Regions from separate parts of the Homo sapiens genome. Here region 1 is linked to region 2. Evidence: read pairs that join two places in POLR2A ChIA-PET (ENCODE). Cell type or tissue: K562. All regions are shown on one strand. Links, peaks and the distances in the headings refer to the core of each region. The heading gives the core; the rest is flanking DNA. Region 1 has its middle 35 kb from the start of JARID2-DT. Region 2 has its middle 190 kb from the start of JARID2-DT.

Region 1 (10,286 bases), core at 3,467-8,466, 150 kb after region 2:
ACAGACGCACACCACCATGTTTGGATAATTTATTTGTATTTTTAGTAGAAATGGGGTTTCACCATGTTGGTCAGGCTGGTCACAAACTCCTGACCTCAAGTGATCCACCCCCCTTGGCTTCCCAGTGTTCTGGGATTACAGGTGTGAGCCATCGCTCCCGGCCTGCCCCTTCTCTTTTAACTGAGGAGATGGGTGACTTGTCCTGTAAGACTCCTCCCAGCTATGCAGTCCTGAAAGTTATCCATTAGCAAGGGTGAATAATCACCAAATAATTGCAGGATAGGTTAGGGTAGATTTGTCTTCATTTTCACTGTAGACTATTAAATCAATCCAGATTGTCAATAGAGAGTCAGAAAAGAGTGGATTTATTTATTTATTTATTTTTGAGCCGGCGTCTTGCTCTGTCTCCCAGGCTGGAGTGCAATGGCACAATCTCAGCTCACTGCAACCTCCGCCTCCCAGGTTCAAGCAATTCTCTTGCCTCAGCCTCTCGAGTAGTTGGAATTACAGGTGCCCATGACCACACCCGTCTGATTTTTGTATTTTTAGTAGAGATGACATTTCGCCATGTTGGTCAGGCTGGTCTTGAACTCCTGACCTCAGGTGATCCGCCTGCCTCAGCCTCACAAAGTGCTGGGATTACAGCTATGAAACAGCGTGCATGGCGAGTGGATTTATTTTTTTGATTATTATGAATAAGACCTTCTCCATGTAGTAGGCCAACCTGGCTATCTCTCCTTAGCTGAAGCCAGATCTCTTTCCCCTGAGAGAACATAACTTTTTTTTTTTTTTTTTTTTCTGATACGGAGTCTCGTTCTGTCGCCCAGGCTGGAGCGCAGTGGCGCCATCCCGGCTCACTGCAAGCTCTGCCTCCCGGGTTCACGCCATCCCCTGAGAGAACATATTTATTTCCCCTCGTATAAGGGAAAGTCCTCACATGCTCAAATCAGAAATCCTTCCAGTTTAGATGTGCTTTGGATCTGCAGAGGCTTTTATTCCCTCTTTCATGAAATGAATCATAATTAATAATAGCCAGAGGATGAGGAATTACAGTCATGCCTTCGGATGTGTCTTCAGCCTAGCGAATGATGACAGCAATGACGAAGCATTTCATCAGCTTGAACACATCCTTCACCCCAGAATTTCCACCTGGTACCCCCACAGAAGAGCCCTCACAATGTGGTTGGAAGAGCAGAGGAAATGAGGCCCAGTTAGTCAACTGCCTCGTGCAACTCCTACTAAACCAGTGATTCAGCTCTTGGCCCACAAAAACCAACTTTTTTATTCCTAAGAGAAAAAAGAGAAAGAATTCAAAGTTAGTACTGATTTAGGAAAATGAATCAAATTCCCTCTGAGCAAATGAAAGTCAGCAGAATTGCTAAAAGTCCACTAATTTTCCACTAAGTTATTTCACTTTCTGGAAGTTTATCCACTCAGATAATCAACAAAAGCCACATCTATAGAGAGGTGGGTAAAGAAGGTAGGCCAGCTTCTGGAACTGTCTGGATTACTCCTAAACATGAGGGGAAATATTTCACACTCACAGAACTGCAGGAAAATAAAACACATGAGAAAAAAAAAAAAAAAAAAGGATTAGGTCAGGTGCGGTGGCTCCTGCCTGTATTCCCAGCACTTTGGGAGGCCAAGGCAGTAGGATTGCTTGAGGCCAGGAGTTCAAGACCAGCCTGGGCAAAATAGTAAGACCCCATCTCTATGAAATACACAAAAATTAATGGGGCATGGTGGTGCATGCCTTTAGTTCTGTCAGAGGCATTTGAACCAGAGCAACTCCATCTTGAGTAGGGGCTAGGTAAAATAAGGCTGAGACCTGCTGGGCTGCATTCCTAGGAGGTCAAAGCATTCTTTATTACAACATGAGGTAGGAGGTCGACACAGGATACAGGTCATAAAAACTTTGCTGATAAAATAGTTTGCAGTAAAGAAGCCTCCTAGAACCCACTAAAACCGAGATGGCCACGAGAGTGACCTCTGGTCGTCCCCACTGCTACACTCCCATCATCGCCATGACAGTCTACAAATGCCATGGAAAATGTCAGGAAGTTACCCTATATGATCCAAACAGGGGAGGCGGCCGGGAGCGGTGGCTCACGCCTGTAATCCCAGCACTTTGGGATGCTGAGGCGGGTGGATCACGAAGTCAGGAGATCAAGACCATTCTGGCTAACATGGTGAAACCCCGTCTCTACTAAAAATACAAAAAAAAAATTAGCCGAGTGTGGTGGTGGGCGCCTGTAGTCCCAGCTACTCTGGAGGCTGAGGCAGGAGAATGGCGTGAACCCGGGAGGCAGAGCTTGCAGTGAGCAGAGATCATGCCACTGCACTCCAGTCTGGGCAACAGAGCGAGACTTCCTCTCAAGAAAAAATAAATAAATAAATAAATAAATAAAGCAAGAATAATCCACCTGTTGTTTAGCATATAATCAAGAAATAACCATAAAAATGGTCAACCCTCAGGGCTGCTCTGTCTACAGAGGGGCTACTCTTTTATTCCTCTACTTTCTTAATAAACTTGCTTTCACTTTCCTCTATGGGCTCCCCTGAGTTCTTTCTTGCGTGAGATCCAAGAACCCACTCTTGGCGTCCAGCAACAGTTCCACCTACCCAAGAGGCTGAAGCGGGAGGATCACTAGAGCCAGAGAGATTGAGGCTGCAGTGAGCTATGACCTCACCACTGCACTCCAGCCTGGGCTACAGAACAAGACCCAGTCTCAAAAAAAAAAAAAAAAAGAGAAAAGAAAAAAAAGAGGACTGAGTCAGCCTTTTCACTTATTATCCCTCTGGCCCTCATTCCTCCTTTTGGTTTGAGAACTAAGGTTTTTGTCATCACAAGTGCAAATGAGTCTTATTCATTCAAGGGAGTCAGGCTTAGCCTGACCCCTTTACTAACTGTGAGCAGTGGATTGTTAAACCTAATAAGCATATGCACATTTGTTCTAAGAACAAATAGCTTTGGGGTAAGATGCAAGATGACCTGCCTTGGAAATAAAATATTAAGTACTTAACATTTTACCATAAACAGTTGCCTAATGTCTAATCGAGTGGGATTTGATGTCTTATTATTTGATCCAGCTTCAGCTATTTTCTATGACTGAATTCAGGATCCCCTCCACCACCATCATCAGTACCTTCCATTACCCATCCAGCTCTCAACAGATCTTCTTTTAGCCTTTAAATGACTCTGAGCCCACACACAGAAAAAAAAGAAGTTGTTTTAGGTTCAAGAAACTGCCCTTTCCTCTTTTTAATTACAGTATATCCAAATGGTAAGTGCTTTTATTTGCATTTGAAGGAAAAATTCAAAGAGTTGGGGTTGGAATGAGGAAGTTCTTAAACATCTTTCCTAAATATCCTGACAATGAAAACCCATAGAAAGGGAAAGACTCCAAGACTAGCAAGGGTAATGATAAACAAAACAAAATAAACTATCCAAAAGAGAGAAAATCCCTGATCTCTCTTTTCTCTTTCTTCCCCTTTGGCTTCTTTAGTGGGTTATCTCCTTTTTGCCCACAGGCAGAGCATCCAGATTTCTTTCAGAATAACAATGGCTGTTATCTAATTCCTAAACTATTCCTTTCATCTTAAACCTTCCCGAGGCAAATCCTCCATCTCCCTCCTAGCCTCACCCTCAAGCACTTTATTTTAGCCATGATATATATGTATGTGTATATATATATATAGTTGCCCAAGCTGGAGTGCAATGGCGTGATCCCGGCTCACCGCAACCTCTGCCTCCTGGGTTCTAGTGATTCTCCTGGTCAGCCTCCCGAGTAGCTGGGATTACAGGCATGCACCACCACACCCAGCTAATTTTTTGTATTTTTAGTGGAGACAGGGTTTCTCCATGTCGGTCAGGTTGGTCTCGAACTCCCAACGTCAGGTGATCCGCCCACCTCGGCCTCCCAAAGTGCTGGGATTACAGGCGTGAGCCACTATGCCCGGCTTAGCCATGCTATATTTTTAATTCTCAGAATTGTTTCTACCGATACAATGGAGTATGCTTCTCTGAAATGTTTCTACTGTTGGTGGACATCACATCAGTACTTCTTACCTTTCCTTTACCCTTAAGTTGAAAGGGAAGGGTGTGAAACATTAGAAACTTTGGATAGTCATAGAAATACAGACTGCCTCACCTCCCTATCCATTTCTCCTCCAAAAGAGGAAAGAGGACTTCCTTTATTTATTTATTTTTATTTTTTTTGAGATGGAGTCTCTGTCACCCAGGCTAGAGTGCCGTGGCGCGATCTCGGCTCACTGCAAACTCCACCTCCCAGGCTCAAGCAATTTTCCTACTTCAGGCTCCCGAGTAGCTGGGACTACAGGCGCGTGCCACTATGCCCACTTAATTTTTGTATTTTAAGTAGAGACGGGGTTTCACCATGTTGGGCAGGCTGGTCTCAAACTCCTGACCTCAGGTGATCCACCCACCTCGGCCTCTCAAAGTGCTGGGACTACAGGCCTGAGCCACTGCACCCGCCTGGAAAGAGGAGCTTCTTAACCGAAGGGCTCAGCAATGAAGCCTAGACAGGAGTCTTGGATCACTTACTTCCCTCCTTGATTTACTAACTTACAAAAGTTTTTAATTGGCCTGCAATGTGCCATGCACTTATTCTAGGCCCTGGGTTTACAGCAGTCTACATGACAACAAGGATTCTGCAATCATGGGAGTTCTTATTCTGGTGAAGGACACCAGCAGTGTGCAAATGAATAATATATGGCTGGTATGAAGAAAACGAACAGTAATGTGATAAGAATTGGGATAGAAGTCAGAAAAGGTCTTGCAGAGAAGATGACATTCACGCTAAGACCTGTAGGAATATCTCACATGTGGGAAAATCAGAAGAGCCATTCTGAGGAAGGAGGGGTGCAAATGCAGGAGGTTGACCTGTTATAGGCAGCAAGGTGATTTGGGTGACTGGACCTTATTAGCTAGGAAGGAAGTGGTAGTGTTAGGGACATTGGAACCAGAGCAACTCCATTTTGAATAGGGGCTGGGTAAAATAAGGCTGAGACATAATGGGCTGCATTCCCAGACAGTTAGGCATTCTAAGTCACAGGATGAGATAGGAGGTCGACACAAGATACAGGTCATAAAGACCTTGCTGATAAAACAGGTTGTAGGCCAGGCGCAGTGGCTCACGCCTGTAATCCCAGCACTTTGGGAGGCCAAGGAGGGCAGATCACCTGAGGACAGGAGTTCAAAACCAGCCTGGCCAACATGGCAAAACCCCGTCTCTACTAAAAATACAAAAATTAGCCAGGCGTGGTGGCGGGTGCCTGTACTCCCAGCTACGTGGGAGGCTGAGGCAGGAGAATCACTTGAAGCCAGGAGGTGGAGGTTGCAGTGAGCCAAGATCGTGCCACTGCACTCCAGCCTGGGGAATAGGAGTGAGACTCAAAAAAAGAAAAAAAAAAAAACAAAAACAGGTTGCAGTAGAGAAGCCAGCCAAAACCCACCAAAACCAAGATGGCCTCTGGTCATCCTCACTGCTACACTCCCACCAGCGCCATGACGGTTCAGAAATACAAACACAACATCAGAAAGTTACTCTACATGGTCTAAAAAGGGGAGGAACCCACAGCAGCTACAGGAATTGCCCACCCCTTTCCTGGAAAGCTCATGAATAATTCACCCCTTATTTAGCATACAATCAAGAAAGACGCATAAAAATAAGCAACCAGCGCCCTTAGGGATGCTCTGCCTATTGGAGTAGCCATTCTTTCTTCCTCTACTTTCTTTTTTGTGTGTGTGAGCCACCATGCCCAGTCCTACATTTTTAAAAGACCTCTCTGACCATAGGTTGAAGAGTAGACTAGTGGGGAGAAAACCAGCAGTGATCTAGATGAAACGTAGTGGTGGCTTAAAATAGGAAGACTAGCTGGGCTGGTGGTTCAGGCCTGTAATCCCAGCACTTTAGGAGGTTGAGGCGGGTGGATCACGAAGTCAGGAGATCAAGACCATCCTGGGTAACACGGTGAAACCCCATCTCTACTGAAAATACAAAAATTTAGCCGGGCGTGGTGGCGGGCGCCTGTAATCCCAGCTACTCCAGAGGCTGAGGCAGGGGATTGCTTGAACCCAGGAGGCAGAGGTTGCAGTGAGCTGAGATTGTGCCACTGCACTCCAGCTTGGGTGACAGAAAGAGACTCTGTCTCAAAAAAAAAAAAAAAAAAAAAAAAAAAAAAAAAGGATGACAGCAATAGACATGAAGAGAAGTGGACAAATTGGGATCCAGGGTATATCTTGTCGGTACAGACAAGAGGATCTGATGTTGGATAGGCTGTTGGGGGTCCGAGAAAAAGGAGGAATGAAGGATGACTCCCTGGTGAATGTCTTGAGCAATTGGGTAGATGATGGTGATATTTATTGAGATAGAGATTAAAGAAGTTTATGCAGAGGAAACATCTGTGCTTCCTTTAACTCATTTGTAAAATGGAAACAGTAGTACCTGCTTCATAAGTTTATGGTCAGGATTAATTAAAATAAAAAGCCAGGTACTAGTATGTCCTCAAATAATGTTAATTAGTTATTGTCATATGCCGAGCATATGACAAAAAATTGAATACCTGCTCTTTTTTTTTTTTTTTTTTTTTTGAGATGGTGCAATCTCGGCTCACTGCAAACTCCGCCTCCCGGGTCCCGGTTCAAGCAATTCTCCTGCCTCAGCCTCCCGAGTAGCTGGGATTACAGGCATGCGCCACCACACCCAGCTAATTTCTGTATTTTTAGTAGAGGTGGGGTTTCACCATGTGGGCCAGGCTGGTCTTCAACTCCTGACCTCAGGTGATCCACCCACCTCGGCCTCCCAAAGTGCTGGGATTACAGGCGTGAGCCACTGTGCCAGGCTGAATACCTGCTCTTGGCTGAATGTGGTGGCTCACTCCTGTAATCCAAGCAGTTTGGGAGGCCAAGGCTGGCAGATCACTTGAAGTCAGGAGTTCAAAACCATCCTGGCTAATATGGTGAAACCCCATCTCTACTAAAAATACAATAAATTAGCTGGACACAGTGGCACGCACCTGTAGTCCGAGCTATTTGGGAGGCTGACGCAAGAGAATCACTTGAACCCGGGAGGCGGAGGTTGCAGTGAGCCAAGATGGCGCCACTGCACTCCAGCCTGGTGGTGACAGAGCAAGACTCCGTCTCAAAAAAAAAAAAAGGAAGCCTAGCATAAATAGAATATGACAAGTTGTTGGAATACGGGATAGTGAGGACAATCTAATTATTCAAGATGGTATAGAAGAAAATTTTCAATACAACAGTCCAAATAACAGAGGAGCTCCAAGACCAAACTGAATACTTTCTGTATTTACAGAAGACAGTCATAGATTCTTTTACAGTGCAGTATCCAACGCAGGCTGAGACTGTTTAACAATATGCTTTCTGAAGAAGTAAAAGAAAGCCGTGATTTGTTGCATTTGCCAGTTTGTGTGGTATAAATACTCCCATTGCAGCCAATTTCAAATTACCAATGTGATGTCAACCAGCTCACAACATTTCTGAAAATTTAACAATTGGTTCTTATAAATGATCTGAGCTATTTTCAGCTCACACTGAACTTAGAATATACTCAGCAAAAAGAGATAAATGATGACACTTAAGGAAGATGAATCTAGTCTAAGCGTTCAGTTTGAATAAGAAATAACAATTGAAGGTAAAAAGCTCTGTATCAGGCCAGGCACGGTGGCTCATGCCTGTAATCCTAGCACTTTGGGAGGCCTAGGTGGGCGGATCACCAGAGGTCAGGAGTTCAAGACCAGCCTGGCCAACATGGCAAAACCCCATCTCTACTAAAAATACAAAAATTAGCTGGGCGTGGTGGCGCATGCCTGTAATCCCAGCTACTCAGGAGGCTGAGGCAGGAGAATCACTAGAACCCAGGAGGCAGAAGTTGCAGTGAGTGAGATCGTGCCATTGCACTCCAGCCTTGGCAACAAGAGTGAAACTCCATCTCAAAAAAAAAAGAAGGTCTGTATGTACTTATTTACTTATTTATTTATTTATTTTTTATTTTTTATCTTTTATTTTTTTGAGATGGAGTCTCGCTCTGTCTCCCAGGCTGGAGTGCAGTGGCGCAATCTCGGCTCACTGCAAGCTCCGCCTCCCAGGTTCACGCCATCCTCCTGCTTCAGCCTCCCAAGTAGCTGGGACTACAGGTGCCCGCCACCACACCCGGCTAATTTTTTTTATTTTTAGTAGAGACGGGGTTTCACGGTGTTAGCCAGGATGGTCTTGATCTCCTGACCTCATGATCCACCCACCTTGGCCTCCCAAAGTGCTGTGATTACAGGTGTGAGCCACCGTGCCCGGCCCTGTATATACTTATTTAACAAATATTTACTGAGTATCTGCTGTGTATAAGAGAATGTGCTAGGTACCTGGGATATCCTTGTCTCACCATTTGGTAAACAGATAAAGTACCATCAAGTTTACATGAAGCTGACAATCCAGCCTGAAGTCCACTGTGGGGATTCACACTGAGTTGAGGTCTTAGAGTACTGATGGTAGAAACTGTCTGAGTAGCTAGAAACTACCTAAGAGTAAGTGGTGAGTCTGAGTTTTTTAGGTAGGATCTATGGCCGGATCTATGATATAGACATAGAAGAAATGAGAAAGCAAAGATCCGACCAAAGCTTCTAGTGCAAGAGACGTTATACATTAACCCAGAGATCAGAAAGGGAAGTTTGTACAGAATAGATGCTCAATAAATATTTGCTGAGTGTGGAAGTGTTTGATATTTGTAATAGCGTTCATAAAGTGTTCCAGTATATTTAATTTGTATGAATGAACTACATGTAATTAGTGATATAGAAACATAATATTTTAGGTCCACGAGGATGCAGCTGGGGGAAGTCCAGGGGAATTCTACAGGACAAGCAAACTGGTTCCTTCCACAAATAAATGGTGGGGTGGTGAGGGCAGATGGGAGGCAGATTAAAAAAGACACATCAACCAAAAACGATCTACGAACCATGTATAGATTCTGATTTGAATGAACTAACTATGAAATGACAATCATGGAAAAACTGAATATGGACAGCATATTAATGACGTGAAAGCATTTTGCTGATTTTTGTAGGGTGAAAAGGTATTATGTTTGTGTTTTATTTTTTATTTTCTTTTTGAGGTGGAGTTTTGCTCTTGTCGCCCAGCCTGGAGTGCAATGGTGCTATCTTGGCTCACTGTAACCCATGCCTCCTGGGTTCAAGTGATTCTCCTGTCTCGGCCTCTCAAGTAGCTGGGATTACAGGCACCCGCCACCACGCCGGCTAATTTTTTGTATTTTTAGTGGAGACATGATTTCAACCTGTTGGCCAGGCTGGTCTCGAACTCCTGACCTCAGGTGATCCACCAGCCTTAGCCTCCCAAAGTGCTGGGATTAAAGTGGTGAGCCACCACGCCCAGCCATGTTTGTGTTTTAGACAGAGAGAACAAAAGTTCCTTATCTATTAGACATACATAATGAAGTATTTACAGGAAGAATAAAGTGATGTCCCCAATTTATTTTAAAATACTCCAGAAAACAAAAAGTGAGAGGATAGATGAAACGAGAATGGCAAAATATTGATAATTGTTGAACTTGAGAGATGGCATACGAGGGCTCCCCATACTCATATATGCTTATTATTGATATGTTAAAAATTTTCCATAATTACCTGGGCATTGTGTCTCACACCTCTAATCCCAGCATGTTGGCAGGCCTAGGCAGGCAGATCCCTTGAGCCCAGGTGTTTGAGACCAGCCTGAGCAACATTGCAAAACCCTATCTCCTCAAAAATAAACAAAATAAACTGGGCATGTGTTGGAGCTTGTAGTCCCAGCTACTAGGAAGGCTGAGATGGGAGGATCACTTGAGCCTGGGAAGTGGAGGTTGCAGTGAGCTGAGATCATGCCACTGCACTCCAGCCTGGGCGACAGAGTGGAAAAAAAAGAGAAATATTTCTGTAATTAAAAGCTAAATTTAAAAAATGAGGAAGAAATCTTTTTTTTCTTTTTGAGACGGAGTTTCGCTCTTGTTGCCCAGGCTGGAGTGCAATGGTGCGATCTCGGCTCACTGCAGCCTCCACCTCCCGGGTTCAAGAGATTCTCCTGCTTCAGCCTGCTCTGAGTAGCTGGGATTACAGGCATGCGCCACCATGCCCGGCTAATTTTGTATTTTTAGTAGAGACGGGGTTTCTCCATGTTGGTCAGGCTGGTCTCGAACTCTAGAACTCAGGTGATCCTCCTGCCTCGGCCTCTCAAAGTGCTGGGTTTCCAGGTGTGAGCC
Region 2 (10,286 bases), core at 2,471-7,470:
AGCATTTTACCCACAGAACTTCTTTCAAAATTGGAGTGAATCTTCTCAAATTCTGCTGCTGCTTTATCGATTAAGTTTATGTAGTACTGTAAGATGTTTGTTGTTATTCCAACAATGTTCACAGCATCTTCACCAGGAGAAGATTTCACCTCAAGAAAATTCCATTCTTAGCCAGACGTGGTGGCTCACGCCTGTAATCCCAACACTTTGGGAGGCTGAGGCGGGTGGATCACGAGGCTAGGAGTTTGAGACCAGCCTGGCCAACATGGCACAACCCTGTCTCTACTAAAAATACAAAAATTAGCCGGGCATGGTAGTGGACGCCTGTAATCCCAGCTACTCGGGAGGCTGAGGCAAGAGAATCGCTTGAACCCAGGAGGCAGAGGTTGCAGTGAGCGAGATTGTACCATTGCACTCCAGCCTGGGCGACAAGAGCAAGACTCCGTCTAAAAAAAAAAAAAAATCCCATTCTTGGCCAGGCACGGCGGCTCACGCCTGTAATCCCAGCACTTTGGGAGGCCGAGGCAGGCAGGTCACCTGAGGTCACGTGTTCAAGATCAGCCTGGCCAACATGGTGAAACCCCGTCTCTACAAAAATACAAAAATTAGCTGGGTATAATGGTGGGTGCCTGTAATCCCAGCTATTCAGGAAGCTGGGGTGGGAGAATTGCTTGAACCTGGGAGGTGGAGGTTGCAGTGAGCCGAGATCATGCCATTGCACTCCAGCATGTGTGACAGAGTGAGACTCAGTCTCAAAAAAAAAAAAAAAAAAAAAAAGAGGAAAATCCCAATCTTTTCTCATCCTTAAAAATCAACTCCTCATCCATTCAAGTTTGATGAGATGGCAGCAATTCAGTCACATCTTCAGGCTCCACTTCTATTTCTCTTGCTGTTTCTTTCCTTTTCTTTTCTTTGAGACAGAGTTTTACTCTTGTTGCCCAGGCTGGAGTGCAACGGCGCAATCTTGGCTCACTGCAACCTCCTCCTCCCAGGTTCAAGCCATTCTCCTGCCTCAGCTTCCCAAGGCATGCACCACGATGCCTGGCTAATTTTTTGTTTTTTTTTAGTAAAGACAGTGGTCTCACCATGTTGGCCAGGCTGGTCTCAAACCCCCGACCTCAGGTGATCTGCCTACCTCAGCCTCCCAATGTGCTGGGATTACAGGTGTGAGCCACCATGCCTGGCCTTCTCATGCTGTTTCTACCACATCTGCAGTTCCTTCCTCCACTAAAATCTTGAACCTTTCAAAGTCATCCACGAGGGTTGGAAATCAACCTCTTTCAAACTCCTATTAATGTTAATATTTTGACCTTCTCCCATGAATCATGAATTGTTCTTAATTGGCATCTAGAATGGTGAATCCTTTCCTGAGAGGAATCATTATCTATGATTTTATAGCCATAGCCTTACAAAATGTATCTTTTTAAATCATAAGACTTGAAAGTTGAAATTACTCCTTGATCCACGGGCAGCAGAATGGATGCCGTATTAGGGGCACAAAAACGACATGAATCTCCTTATACATCTCCCTCAGACCTCAGACCTCTTGGATGACCAGGTGCATCATCAATAAACAGTAATATTTTGAAAATTTATTTATTTATTTTTTTTCTGAGCAGTACTTCTCAACAGTGGGCTTAAAATGTTCAGTAAACCATGCCATAAACAGATGTACTGTCATCCAGGCTTTGTTGTTTCATTTATACAGCACAGGCAGAGTAGCTTCAGCATAATTCTTAAGGACCCTAGGATTTTTGGAATGGTAAATGAGTAGCAGCTTTAAACGTAAAGTCACCAGCTGCATCAGCCTCTAACGAGAGAGTCAGCCCGTCCTTTGAAGCTTTGAAGCCAGGCACTGCTCTCTAGCTAAGAAAGTCTTAGATGGCATTCTCTTCCTTTTATTTATTTATTTATTTTTGAGACTGAGGAGTTGATTTTTAAGCATGAGAAAAAAATGGGATTTTCCTCTTTCTTTTTTCCTTTTTTCTTTTCTTTTTTTTTCTTTTTTTTTTTTTTTTTTTTTTTTTGAGACGGAGTCTTGCTCTATTACCCAGGCTGGAGTGCAATGGCGTGATCTCGGCTCACTGCAACCTCTGCCTCCCAGATTCAAGTGATTCTCCTGCCTCAGCCTCTTGAGTAGTTGAGATTACAGGCACCCACCGCCACTCTTGGCAAATTTTTGTACTTTTAGTAGAGACTGGGTTTCACCACGTTGGCCAGGCTGGTCTTGAACTCCTGACCTCAAGTGATCTGCTCACCTCAGCCTACCAAAGTTCTGGGATTACAGGTATGATCCACCATGCCTGGCCCTTTATTTTACTTTATTTATTTATTTGTATTTTACTTATTTATTTTTTTGAGATGGAGTCCCATTCTGTCACCCAGGCTGGAGTGCAGTGGCACGATCTCGGCTCACTACAACCTCTACCTCCCGGGTTCAAGCAATTCTCCTGCCTCAGCCTCCCGAGTAGCTAGGATTATAGGTGCCCGCCACCACACCCAGCTAATTTTTTTTTTTTTTATTTTTAGTAGAGACGGGGGTTTCACCATCTTGGCCAGGCTGGTCTCGAACTCCTGACCTCATGATCCACCCGCCTCGGCCTCCCAAAGTGCTGGGATTACAGGCGTGGGTCACCGCCCCTGGCCTATTTATTTATTTATTTATTTATTTATTTATTTATTTATTTTTAGTGATAGCCAAGATTTTCTTTTTTTTTTTTTTCTTTTTTTATCTTCATCTAATATAAGGCTATTGTGCCTACATTGAAAACTTGCTGTTGGCTGGGCGAGGTGGCTCACGCCTGTAATCCCAGCACTCTGGGAGGCCGAGGCAGGCAGATCACCTGAGGTCAAGAGTTCAAGACCAGCCTGACCAGGCCGGGCGAGGTGGCTCATGCCTGTAATCCCAGCACTTTGGGAGGCAGAGGCGGGCAGATCACCTGAGGTCCGGAGTTCGAGACCAGCCTGACCAACATGGAGAAACCCCGTCTCTACTAAAAATACAAAATTAGCCGGGCGTGCTTGTGCACGCCTATAATCCCAGCTACTCGGGAGGCTGAGGCAGGAGAATCACTTGAACCCCGGAGGCAGAGGTTGTGGTGAACCGAGACCATGCCATTGCATTCCGGCCTGGGCAACAATGATGAGAAAAAAAAAAAAAAAAAGACCAGCCTGACCAACATGATGAAACCCTGTCTCTACTAAAAACACAAAATTATCCGGGCATGGTGGCACATGCCTGTAATCCCAGCTACTCAGGAGGCTAAGACAGGAGAGTTGCTTGAACCCAGCAGGCGGAGGTTGCAGTGACCCAAGACTGCACTATTGCACGCCAGCCTGGGCAACAAGAACGAAACTCTGTCTCAAATAAAAAAAAAAAGATAAAAAAAACCCCTGCTGTTTAGTGTAGCCACCTTCATCAGTTATCTTAGATTTTCTGGATAACTTGCTGCAGCTTCCCCATCGGCACTTGCTATTAAATTTCACTTTGCACTTTTCTGTTATGGAGACAGCTTCTTTAAATTTTGTGAACCAAATTCTGCTAATTTCAAACTTTGCTTCTGCAGCTTCCTCACCTCTCTCAGTCTTTATAAAATTGAAAAGAGTTAAAACATTTCATTGGATTAGGCTTTGAATCTAGGGAGTATTGTGGCTACGTTGATCTTCTGCCTAGATCACTAAAACCTTCTCCGTATCAGCAATAAGGCTGCTTCACTTTCCCATTACTTGTGTGTTTACTGGAGTCGCACTTTTAATTTATTTCAAGAACTTTTCCTTCATATTCACAAGTTTGCTAACTATTTGGCACAAGAGGCCTAGCTTTGGGCCTACCTCAGCTTTTGACATGGCTTTCTCACTAAGCTTAATCATTTCTAGCTTTTGATTAAAGTGAGACATATGACTCTTCCTTTTACTTGAACATTTAAGGCCATTGTAGGGTTATTAATTGGCCTAATTTCAAATGATTGCATCTCAGAGAACAGGAAGGCCCAAAGAGAGGGAGAGAGATGGGAGAATAGCCAGTTGGTGAAGCAGTCAGCACACACATATTTATCAATTAAGTCTGCTATCTTATATGGGCGTAGTTCATGGTGTCCCAAAACAACTACAAGAGTGACATCAAAGATCACCAATTTGGGAATGATAGTAAGAGAAGTAAACCAAACAAATAGGCTTGGCACAGTGGTTCATACCTGTTATCCCAGCATTTTGGGAGGCCAAGGTGGGAGGATTGCTTGAGCTCAGAAATTTGAGACCAACCTGGGCAACATGGTGAGACCACCATCTCTACAAAAAATACAAAAATTAGCTGGACATGGTGGCACACACCTGTAGTCTCAGCCAGATGGGAGGCTGAGGCAGGAGGATTGCTTGACCTGGGAGGTCAAGACTGCAGTGCGTCAAGATCATGCCACTGCCCTCCAGCCTGGGCACAGAGTGAGACCCAGTCTCAAAAACAAGCAAATAGGCTGGGTGCGGGGGCTCACACCTGTAATCCCAGTACTTTGGGAGGCTGAGGCGGGTGGATCACCTAAGGTCAGGAGTTTGAGACCAGCCTGACCAACATGATGAGACCCTATCTCTACTAAAAAACATACAAAATTAGCCAGGCGTGATGGTGCATGCCTGTAATCCCAGCTACTCAGGAGGCTGAGGCAGGAGAATCGCTTGAACCGGAGAGGCGGAGGTTGCAGTGGGCCGAGATCGTGCCATTGCACTCCAGCTTGGGCTGCAGAGTGAGACTCCATCAAAACAAACAAACAAACAACAACAACAAAAAACAAGCAAACAAACTAAAAGATGATCACTTAACCATAGATCATCGTAACAGACATAATAATAATGAAACAGTTTGAAATATTCCAAGAATTACCAAAATGTGACACAGAGACAGGAAGTAAGCACATGCTGTTGGAAAAACAGCACAGATAGACTTGCTTGAAGCACGGTTGCCAGGAACCTTCAATTTGTTTAAAAAAAAAAAAAAGAGAGAGAGAGAGAGAGAGGTATCTGCAAAGAAGCAATGCACTAAGGTGAAGCGCAATAAAAGGAAGTATGCCCGTATTGAAAAAAGCCTGAGGACTCCTATTACCATATTCAGGGAGGCTGAGCCCTCTGGGTATCCCGGGTGGAAAACACTCTACTGGATGACTGATAAGCTCTAAAATTCAATTATTCTGATAACTTCACAGATGCCTGCAAATCAGTACAAATATATGACCTAAAGGAAATAGGCTTTACACATAGAAAGAAGTTAAAAAGAAAAATAGCTGCTTTAAGTTGGGTGCAGCTTAAGGGTTAAATACCGCTTTCAAATATATTGCCCTTGTGGTGATGATAGCATCTGCAGGCCAGTAAACTCTTGCCTCCACCTAATAATTGACTAATAACATGTATCGAGTGTCTTCTGTATGCATATAAATACTTTTCATCTATTGTCTCAATTTCCACCGGCCCCTGCTAGAGTCTTACATGTTGGTATCTTAGTCTGTTCAGGCTGCTATGACAAAAATACTATAGACTGGGTGGTTCAAATAACATTCTTTTTTTTTTTTCTCTCTCTCTCTCGCAGTTCTGAAGGCTGGAAGTACAAGATAAGGTGCCACTAGATTCAGTATCTGGTGAGGGCTTGTTTTTGGTTCACAGATTACCATCTTCTTGCTAAAACCTCAAATGTCAGAAGGAGCAAGGGGTTCTCCAGGGTCTTTCCTTTTTTAAAAAAAATTTAGATTCAGGGGATACGTGTGCACATTTACTACATGGGTATATTGCAATAATGTGTTCTGGTAGGTGCTGAGCTTCTAGAGTACCCATTACACAGATAATGAGCATGGTACCCACTAGGTAGTTTTTCAATCCTTGTCCCCACCCCACGGAGGGTCTCCTTTATATGGACACTGTCTTAGTCTGTTCTGCTGCTATCACAAAAGACCTTAGACTGGGTAATTTAGAAACAAAAGAAATGTATTACTCTCAATTCTGAAGGCTGGGAGGTCCAAGATCAAGGTACCAGCAGATTCGATGTCTGGCGAGGACCTTCTTACAGGTTCATAGATTGTGTCTCCTGCTGTGTCTTCATATGGCAGAAGGAATGAAGAAGCTCCCTTGGGTTTCTTTTATAAGGGCACTAATCTCACTCATGAGGGCTCCACCCTTATGACCAAGTCATATCCCTCTTATTACTGCATTGGAGATTAGGTTTCAACCTATGAATCTGGGTGAGGGGGGCCACAAATATTCAAACCATAGCAGGTATTAATCTTACTCATAAGAGCTCTGTCTTACAGCCTAATCAGCTACCAAAGCTCCACCTCCTAATATCATTACATTAGGGGTTATGATTTCAACATACGAATATTGGTGGGGACAAAAACAGTCATTCTATAGCAGGTAGCTACTAATATTATATCACCCCATCCTTCAGATGAAAAAATCCAAGTTCAGAGAATAGAGCTGAAACTACATCCAGACTGTCTGACTCCCGTCCTGAGCCCCTAACCTTTATGCTACACTGCTTCTTGATATCTCCATGGGCCATTAAATGACACCGCTTGAAATAAAAGCAATGGCCGAGTACTGTGGCTCACACCTGTAATCCCAGCACTTTGGGGGGCCAAGGCAGGAGAATCACCTGAGGTCAGGAGTTCAAGGCCAGCCTGGCCAAAATGGTGAAATCCCGTTTCTACTAAAAATACAAAAATTAGCCCAGTGTCATGGTGGGCGCCTGTAGTCTCAGCTACTTGGGAGGCTGAGGCAGGGAGAATTGCTTGAACCTGGGAGGCTGAGGTTGCAATGAGCCAAGATCATGCCACTGCACTCCAGCCTAGGTGACACAGTGATACTCTGTCTCAAAAAAATAAATAAATAAATAAAATAAAATAAGACCAATGGCATTTGTATTAATTTCCTAGAGTTAGCCAGGCGCAGTGGCTCACGCCTGTAATCCCTGCACTTTGGGAGGCCGAGGCAGGTGGATCACCTGAGGTCAGGAGTTCGAGACCAGCCTGGCCAACATGATGAAACCCCGTCTCTACTACAAATACAAAAAATTAGCTGGGAGTTGTGGCACACACCTGTAATCCTAGCTACTCGGGAGGCTGAGGCAGGAAAATCGGTTGAACTCGGGAGGCGGAGGTTGCAGTGAGCCAAGACTGCACCATTGCACTTCAGCCTGGGCAACAAGAGCAAAAAAACTCTGTCTCAAAAAAAAAAAAAATTCCTAGGATTATCACAGAAATTACCTCGAATTTAAATCTATTCCCACAGTTCAGGAGGCCAGGAAGTCCAAAATCAAGGTGACAGGAAGGTTGGTTCCTTCTGGAGGCTTTGATAGAGAATCCATTCCATGCCTGTCTCCTAACTTCTGGTAGGTATTGGCAGTCAGTGTTTTGACTTGTAGCTGCCTCACTCCAATCCCTGCCTTTGTGTTCACATTGTATTCTTATTTATGTGTCCTTTTGTCTTCTGTCTCTCTCTTTTTTTTTTCTTTCTTTCTTTCTTTCTTTTTTTTTTTTTTTTTTTTTTGAGGTGGAATCTCACTCTGTCACCCAGGCAGGAGTGCAGTGGCACGATCCCAGCTCACTGCAACCTCTGCCTCCCAGGTTCAAGCAATTCTCCTGCCTCAGCCTCCCAAGTAGCTGGGATTACAGGTGCCCACCACCATGCCCAGCTAACTTTTGTATTTTTAGTAGAGACAGGGTTTCGCCATGTTGGCAAGACTGGTCTCAAACTCCTGACCTCAAGAGATCTGCCCACCTCAGCCTCCCAGAATGCTGGGATTACAGGCATGAGCCACCACACCCAGCCATCCATGGTTCTTTATTGGAAGCTGATGATAACTCTTATGTCCTAAAATTTAACCCACATGAGATTTACCATTCCCATTACATAGATATGATCCATTTTAAAACACAAACAAAAAATAGGGAACTGAGAAAATATTAAGAGATGATAGAAGACATATCAGCGGCATTTATTCAGCTAACAATTACTTAGCACTCTTGGGGGCCAAGAATTGTGCCACATGCCAGTCAAAAAACAAGAGACTTAGAGCCTGCCCTGGAGGAAGTCACAGTGAAATGAGAGAAGTGCCCTCAGGTGCCTGCAAAGGCATAGAGAAAGGAGCAGTGAGTGCTCCCCAGGGAGGCCAAGGAGACCTTCCACAAAGCAGGTGACATTTGAGCTGAGTCCTGAAAGATGAATGGGAGCACACCCGGGAGGGAGCCCGGGAAGGGCATTTCAGGCAAAGGACAAAGCAGAACAGAGCTTCCAATGCTGGGCCAGGTTGCTAAATTCAGCAAACAGTGAGCAGTTTCCTTTTTTTTTTTTTTTTTTTTTCTTTTGAGACAGAGTCTCACTCTGTCGCCCAGGCTGGAGTGCAGTGGGCCAATCTTGGCTCACTGCAACCTCCACATCCCGGTTCAAGCAATTCTCGTGCCTCAGCCTCCTGAGTAGCTGGGATTACAGGCATGTGCCACCATGCCTGGCTAATTTTTGTATTTTTAGTAGAGATGGGGTTTCGCCATGTTGGCCAGGCTGGTCTCAAACTCCTGACCTTAGGTGATCTGCCCACATCGGCCTTCCAAATTCGTGGGATTACAGGTGTGAGGCACTGTGCCTGGCTGCCTTTTTTTTTTTTTTTTTTTTTTTGAGACAGGGTGTTATTCTGTTTCCCAGGCTGAGTGAAGTAGTGGCTCACTGTAGCCTCAACTTCCCAGGCTCAAGCGATCCTCCCACCTCGGCCTCCTGAGTAGCTGGGACCACAGGCATGCACCATCATGTCCTGTTATTTTTTGTAGAGATGGGGTCTCACTATGTTGCCCAGTCTGGTCTGAAACTGCTGGACTCAAGATCCTCCCACCTCAGCCTTCCAAATTATTGGGATTACAGACATGAGCCACCATGCCCAGCTTAGGACTCATTTTTATTCCATCAGTCTCTGCCCAAAAACTTTCAGTGATTTTTTGTTGTTTAAGACATGTAACCCAAACCCTTCATTTTATAATCCTGGCAGCCTGTCACCCAGCTCAAATCATGACTTCCCGGCACAAAGCTTGTGCTGCAGTCCATCTGTCTCCCTGATCCGTCCCTTATAGAAAGTGAACACCTGCTCTTGCCACAGCTGTCACATGGAGGGACTCCGCCCAGGCCCCTCAGTCTACAAAATTCCAACCGTTCTTGAGAACTTGCTCATTTGCCACACTTCCCTAAGCTGAACATCTAAAGGTAATTCTTCAGGGTCAAAAACTGGGCCTTCCCATATTAAGAGGCATCCCAAGAATGATGACATCACATGTCCTTCTAAGGAATCGAACACTAGCGATTGTGAACTCCAGCAAGAAGATGTTTTGTCTTTGAGATGAGTAATGAGGAGAAAATGGCGTGACGATGGCATTACACGGATAAGGGTCTATTATTCCTTATCCACAATGCTGAAATTCAAGAAGCTCCCCAAACCACAACTTACTACATAACTCATTGCATGTCAAGGCCTGACCTGGCCTGAACTGACATGAGCCTATTTATAGACATTGTCTCATTCCATGTGCATATCTATCCTTTGGCTTCAGAAATAGTAAGATGCTTGATTGCACAATACTGCAGGAGAGTCCACCAGCAGTGGTAGGTAACACCCTGAGTCCTGAAAGCCATGTGGCTCCAAGGATTTCAGATATGGAACTATGGGCCTGTGGTGACTATGATCCTGGTTTTAATGCTCATGTTCATGTTCATGTTCCCCAGCGCTGCATTTATTCTTAGCTTGAGCTTATTTGTGGGATCAGCCTGATTATGGTCGCTGAAAAATCTTTGTCAGAGGCAGTTGGGATAACCAGCCGTGGGCAAATGAAACAAGAAAAGTCAACCAGAGACCAGAGGCTAGCATGTGGCCTAATTCCTCCCCTGGTCTCAATCTTATCACCATGGCCCATCAGAGGTGCTACCTCCTGGCCCTGCCTCACACACCTCCACCCCCAGACATCTTGGGTCTACAGATACTTTAAGAGCCCTGGAAGCACAATTGAAGCTTGCCGGGTGTGGTGGCTCATGCTTGTAATCCCAGCACTTTGGAAGGCAGAGGTGGGCCAATCATTTGAGCTTAGGAGTTTGAGACCAGCCTGGACAACATGGCGAAACTCCATCACCATGAAAAATACAAAAATTAGCTAGGTACAGTGGCATGAGCCTGTAGTCCCAGCTACTTGGAAGGCTGAGGTTGGAGGATCCATTGAGCCTCAGAGGCAGAGGTTGCAGTGAGTCGAGATGGTGCCATTGCACTCCAGCCTGGG

Evidence for each region. ChIA-PET counts read pairs that join two places held together with the same protein. Peaks named below come from ENCODE experiments on the same cell type or tissue, not always from the same donor. Only the 100,000 strongest peaks of a DNase experiment are listed, where the experiment ranks them.
Region 1: POLR2A ChIA-PET joins it to region 2 with 6 read pairs; 3 of 35 experiments call an interaction of 5 or more read pairs at or near these places.

Annotation. Positions count from the first base shown.
Region 1 is chr6:15,205,352-15,215,637 of GRCh38, forward strand. No RefSeq gene overlaps it. Among named protein-coding and RNA genes, the nearest start is that of JARID2-DT, 35 kb to the right of the region's middle. RefSeq lists an enhancer at 1,502-2,054 and a silencer at 6,754-6,918. In K562, for the core only: no CTCF peak of the experiment used is centred there; DNase peaks (open chromatin) are centred at 5,590, 5,866 and 6,300.
Region 2 is chr6:15,053,275-15,063,560 of GRCh38, forward strand. No RefSeq gene overlaps it. Among named protein-coding and RNA genes, the nearest start is that of JARID2-DT, 190 kb to the right of the region's middle. In K562, for the core only: no CTCF peak of the experiment used is centred there; a DNase peak (open chromatin) is centred at 5,587.